2 separate regions of the Homo sapiens genome follow, and region 2 is linked to region 1. The links are chromatin contacts, found by Hi-C or POLR2A ChIA-PET in ENCODE. All regions are on one chromosome and are shown on one strand. The core of a region is the stretch at or near the end of the contact, and the rest is flanking DNA. Distances in the headings are between cores, read along the strand shown. Region 1 overlaps LOC102723906 (a long non-coding RNA gene). Region 2 overlaps LOC339975 (a long non-coding RNA gene).

Evidence for each region. Hi-C counts contacts between places; a loop is a spot of excess contacts on that map. ChIA-PET counts read pairs that join two places held with the same protein, here RNA polymerase II (POLR2A). Pooled maps may share reads with other maps.
Region 2: a loop to region 1 is called in a map of IMR-90, with 2.1 times the contacts of the local background. The contact joins two enhancer-like sites. A Hi-C loop is called at or near these places in 3 of 168 maps with a recorded cell type or tissue (IMR-90, PC-3 and chondrocyte) and 4 of 50 pooled maps. POLR2A ChIA-PET finds 5 or more read pairs at or near these places in 1 of 52 experiments (PC-3).

The regions. Positions count from the first base shown.
Region 1 is chr4:186,947,419-186,950,244 of GRCh38, forward strand. All of the region lies in intron 1 of LOC102723906 (a long non-coding RNA gene), which reads left to right. Among named protein-coding and RNA genes, the nearest start is that of FAT1, 220 kb to the left of the region's middle. RefSeq lists an enhancer at 1-22. Within about 2 kb of position 1,378, at least 6 of the 41 ENCODE cell types and tissues checked have a DNase peak (open chromatin) inside an H3K27ac peak, as active enhancers do; they include IMR-90, where a contact is called at or near this core.
Region 2 is chr4:187,477,160-187,479,985 of GRCh38, forward strand. All of the region lies in intron 1 of LOC339975 (a long non-coding RNA gene), which reads right to left. Among named protein-coding and RNA genes, the nearest start is that of LINC02515, 70 kb to the left of the region's middle. Within about 2 kb of position 1,417, at least 4 of the 41 ENCODE cell types and tissues checked have a DNase peak (open chromatin) inside an H3K27ac peak, as active enhancers do; they include IMR-90, where a contact is called at or near this core.

The sequences.
Region 1 (2,826 bases), core at 128-2,627:
GAGATGTGCTGCTTTGCAGGGAACAGGCAATATGGATGCATGTAAAATTCTTGCTTGAGGATTAAGAGTCCAAATGTGTTTTAAGAACTGGCTATGCAAAATCTCAGATATAACTGATAAACTGTTGTAATCTGGTTGGCATATAGTCCTGTCTGTACCACACTTTTTCTTTCCCTAAAACACAATTTGGCTTTCTACTTGTTGAACAAACAGATATGGCAAATAAAAGAAGGACAAATGTTATTGATTTTTTTTTTTCCTGAGAAAGAGTCCTGCTGTGTGGCCCAGGCTGGAGTGCAGTGGCGCGATCTCCGCTCACAGCAACCTCTGCCTTCAGCATTCAAGTGATTCTCTTGCCTCAGCCTCCCGAGTAGCTGGGATTACAGGCATGTGCCACCTCACCCAGCCTTATGAAGCGATTTTTACATATGACATTAGAGATATCAAAGGGGAGTGTCTTATGGTAAAAAAGCTCTACACGTTTTTAAAAACATGATTCCACTGGTATACATTTTTCCAATAAAACTCCAAAATTGATCCTATCCTAGGTATAATCTTATCCTTCTTCACACCTCTCCCATCCTTAAAAAAACTCTAAGTTAATTGGCCTTGGGAACATTTTTGGTTTCAATATTTACATTAGGATTTTGATTTTTTAAAATAATTATTGATCATTTCCAGTTTGAAAATGTTAAAAAAAATTTTTGAACAGTAACAAATTTTAAGAGGACTTTTTATCCCCTAAAGAAAGCCAGTTTATATAGAACTACTGTTATGCCAGTATTTTAAGGTGCCAGGTATATTTTCTGCTCTGATGAAATATTTAGGTAATTTCTAGCCAGACGAGATCAATAGAACAGGGCTGTACACTTTGTCGATATTTTGAGATTCTTTTTATTCCCAGACCACAAATGGACAGAGGCAGCTTTGCTCTTAAGAAGCGAGTATTTAACCACTAAAAATAGCTTATAGAATGTGAAGTCACCAAAAAGATATCTTGAGCATGGGAAAAAGAGAGCCCTGCGATCTCCCTTCTGTGATAAGAAAATTTCAAAGCACATTAGGGACTGGAATCTATCAGACTTCCATTCCGTCCCCAGAGGTACTTATTTTGGGAATGCTTACAGATGATAAAAACATGTTTGTACACTAACTACTCAATCTCCAGGCTAAATATACAGTCTACAGACTGTGTTGGTGGCTGCGAAGGCATCGTTTTCCTCGCAGCAAAGCCAGGGCTCGATTGATGGAGAAATCAGATTAGGAACCTCATTAGCCTTTGAAATGCGTGGCTGTGGGGCGAGGCCAGACTGAGGGAGATTCAGGGAGGCCAGTGAGAAAACCAACAGCTGCAGGAAGCAGTGTTCATCAAGTGGAGCACATCTTGTGGGGGTTGGAGTATTTGGAAAGATCTCAGAAGATATGCTTTCCTTTTCCTGTCACCAATGAGATATGCCTGGAATTGCTCGTTTTGTATATCTTAGAATGGGAAATGTCCAGCTTACGAATTATTTTGAGGTTAATTGCTCTTAGGAGATGTTTGGCTGTTGCTGCATTTTTGTAGCCTTCCTCTTCCAAATTGACATCACCCTTTCCTACGTAGTGGGTGAGATCCTATTGTGTCTAGAGATAGAGACAGATCAGGGCTGTCTGTGGCTGGGAGTGATGGCAGTCTCCAAACAGAGAGGGGTTTCTCTCGCTCCCTGTCGTCCCATCTCAGGCCACAGGTGGGCAGCGGAGCCCAGAGTTAAGTGGGAAGCCATGAGTGGGCAGACATTAGCTGTGCCTTCCTCTGCCTCAGGGGTCACCATCAGGATTTTCATCATTGTACTCGCTTCCCTTTCGTACCCTACCACATCCAGACTGGACCTGTGATGGGAGCTGAGGCTCCTTCTGGGTCTCAGTGTGTCTGAAACGGTCCTGTGTTGGGTGCTGGGATGATAGAACCGACACCCAGTGAGTCCTAGCAGTGGAACCACCTGCCCTGCTAATCAGACAACTGGAAACACCATTCCAAGTGGTTTGGAGAGAGCTGTGGCTAAGTATTACTGTCTTTTTAAATTCAAACGTCGTGTTAGTTTGTTTTCAGTCCCCTGTAGTTGTAGCCTTCTGAAAATAAGAGGATAGCTTGTTCAATTATTATGGCTCTAAGGAGAATTGTTGTAGGAGGGGAAGAATTCCCTGCTGAAGCCTCTTGGCTTACATGTATTAATGCTAACTAGTGGCCCTTTAGGGCATACATAATTGTAAATACAGCTATGTACTGCTTAACAAGAATACTCTGAGAAATGTGTCATTAGGTGATTTTGTCATGCAAACATCATAGAGTGCACTTATACAAACTTAGATGGCATAGCCTACTACACACGGAGGCTGTATGGTACAGCCTGTAGATCCTGGGTTACAAACCTCTACGGCACGTTACCGTACTGAATACTGTAACACAATGGTAAGTATTTGTGTATCTAAATATATCTAAACATAGAAAAGGTAGAGTAAAAATACAGTATCATCATCTTATGGGACCACCATCCTATGTCGATCCATTGCTGACCAAAATGTCGTTATGTGGCGCGTGACTGTATAATCCTGTTTCACCTGTAACAGCCGTGTGATTTTGTGGCTCATATCTTTATATAAATAGCAGGTTAGTGCTTACTGGCTGTATGTCCTTGGGCAGTCACTTAATGTTTCTGAGCCACTGTGTCCCCACCTGTGAATATAGGAGTAGCACACCATTCAAGAGTTTTATTAGAAATCAAGCAATGTGCTATTATGTTTACCGTGTAGCAGGTATGCAAGCAGTATACACAATTAATTATTATT
Region 2 (2,826 bases), core at 167-2,666, 530 kb after region 1:
CTACTTTCTTCTCACCCATTTTATCTCTGTGTGTAAGTGCTGCTGAAAGGCAAAACATGATGCTTGAACAGGGAAGGGGAGTTTCCCAAATAGGAGGCATATGGCCTAAATTCAGGTGCAGACCGTGTACATTTCAGCCAAGTGTATGACAGTGGGATCAATAACCATGGCATGCACTAGAGGTGCAAGACCCAGAGGATCTCAAATTGTTCCCCAAAGCTCAGCTCTCCAAAGTCGTGGCTTACAATAGGCGACTTTGTGTGGGTGAAACTGTAAGAGCATCTCTGCACAAGGCCTTTGTGGCTGCACTTTTCTGCTTGCTGTTCCTTCCCAGTATGTATCTGCTTTACGGGCAATCCCCTTACTTCCTCCTGTTAACTCCTGGGCAAAAATTACTTCTGCGAGAGTTTTAGAATTCAGATAGGGTCTGAAGAGCAAGCTCTGTCGTTTATCTTACCTAACAAAATTGTCAGCAAGAGAGAAGTGCAACCTTTTCTTGATACAGCTCTCTCATTTGGATTGTAAAATCTTATGTTGAGGGAGTGATGAATGGGGGAGAAAGAAACATAACTTCTTTCAGATGTAAAGAATGCTGACTGCTTCAAAAACATTGCTTTACCTGATTTTCTTGGCAAATGCGATTTGAAAGCAAAGCAAGGAGTAGAAAATATGCAGGTGTCACTTTGGTAGTCACTTTTGTAGGCAGAGCCATCGTGATTATGTGGTGATACCAAGTACAGGACTCTGATCAGCTGCAGGTAGCACGAAAGCCTCACCTGGATATAAAATTCCCCAGCAAGGGTGGTGAGTGTCCCGGGGACATTTCATAAAAGGAAGATACATGTGTTTCTTTGCTTATTGCTTGTTAGTAAGTGTTGCAAGGTGAGAGGAGTTAGACTCTGGCCCTTTTGAGCTGTGGGCCACTGGTAAATGGCTGATGCCCTCTGAGCTCCCTTTTGTCTAAATAAGATATACAATAAAATCTATGCTCAATGGGAAAAGGTATGCTAAGCCACCACTCCATTACTCGGTATCTGGTAATGGGAAGCTATGATTACTATTTCATAAGCTCTTTTCTTCACATGCTAAATAACACCAGCACACACTGAAAGTACACAGACCGCTCTTTTATTTAGAGAAGCTCAAAATTCTTTGTATAATTAATCGTATCTTTCTAGGAACGATCAAATAAACATGACATTCTCGGTTGTTTCCATAGTCATTTTTTTAAATCTTCTACCAGCTAAGTACGTCAATAATTTACCGTCATTTTACTTCAGATTCATTCATTTATTCAACAAATATTTATTGAGCACGTGCCAATGGAGCACGTGCTAGTGCCAGGCCCTGTTCACAGTCAGGAAACCCAAGCCCATGCTTTTGCGGAGCTTATGTTCTGCTGCATGTGGACATGGGGATGGAGGGAGTCTAACAGTCTACGAGTAGGAAATACGTAGTAAGTCTCACAGCGGTAAGAGCCATGGGAAACAGGGCAGGGCAAGGATAGAGCAAGCACAGAGGCAGGGCTGGGACTGTTTATACAGGGTGGTCAGGAAAGGCCTCTCCAGCAAGGTGCTAAATGCAATTCAAGCAGAGACGACGTAAAGGAAGCTTAATTATTTTAAGAACATTATAAGCTACCTTGCAGGGCTGGAGATAAGGGAACGTTTCAACTTGCAATCTGGCGTCTGGTGTCAAAAGCTGGCCTGAAAACATCAGCCATTTCTGTGCTTTTCTCTGTTTCTCAGGCCCCGGCTTCACTGTGTGCCAACAGCCAACAGCACACAGCCCTTCGGGGCTGAAACTCTGCACTGTCTGTGAGTCATGGTGGATAGAATTCCAAGGGTCTATATTTGTCTTGGGTAAAATAAACTGTCTTTTCTAAATATATGCCTTACCACTTCCCATTAGCCAAATTCCCCAACACATATTTCTGCTGGGAAAGCTGAACGCAAACTATTTTGCTCATGTACAGTGCAGCCAGCTTCCCTGTGGCTCTCAGAGGAGACACAAAGCTAAGAATCGAAAACGAACATATCTGATGACAGAACAAAGGTTTAAAAGACCTTGCTATGCTGGAATTATAACAAAATCAACATCATGAAATTAGGAAAGATATGGAGAGGGTGCAGCATTTAGATTTTCGAATGGCACAGGTCTGGAATGAATCCTTAATGAATATCAAGTTGTCTGAAATAAGCAGAGATCTTCCATTGTGTAAAAACCTAATATGTCAGTTACTTGGTGATCATATCTTGCTCTACCTCAATTACAGTGCTGAGACAATATCACAATTTATTGAGAGAGTATTTTTATTTTGTTAGGTTGTAGGCTTCTTGAAGTAAAGACTGTCTTACCTTTGTATCCAAGAACAATTCCTAGCTAAGAATATTTCGATCCATTTATTCATTGAATATAGTAAAAACATCTTATTTTGATAAAGAAGTATATTATACACATAAGATGAGACATGTCTGCAATGCTTAGGTACACTTGCAGTATTGTGTCCACATTTGGTTACATATTGAAGTGTGTGCTTTGGAATATGGCCAGAGAGAGCTGAAGGCTTTAAACGAATATCACATAAGAAATTATTGCATGAAATGAAGTGTTTCTAATCTAATGGAAAAGAAGCTTTTGGCAGAAATGATAGCTGTCTTCAAATACATGAAAAGTTTTCACACGGAAAAACAAGTTGATGTGTTCTGCGTAGCTCTGGAAAAACGACCAGGGCCAACGGATTGAAGGCAGATTTCATCTCAGCCTGAATAATCCAAAATTAAATGAGCTGCCTCCAGAATAAGGAGATGCTTCCCTCTCCAGTGA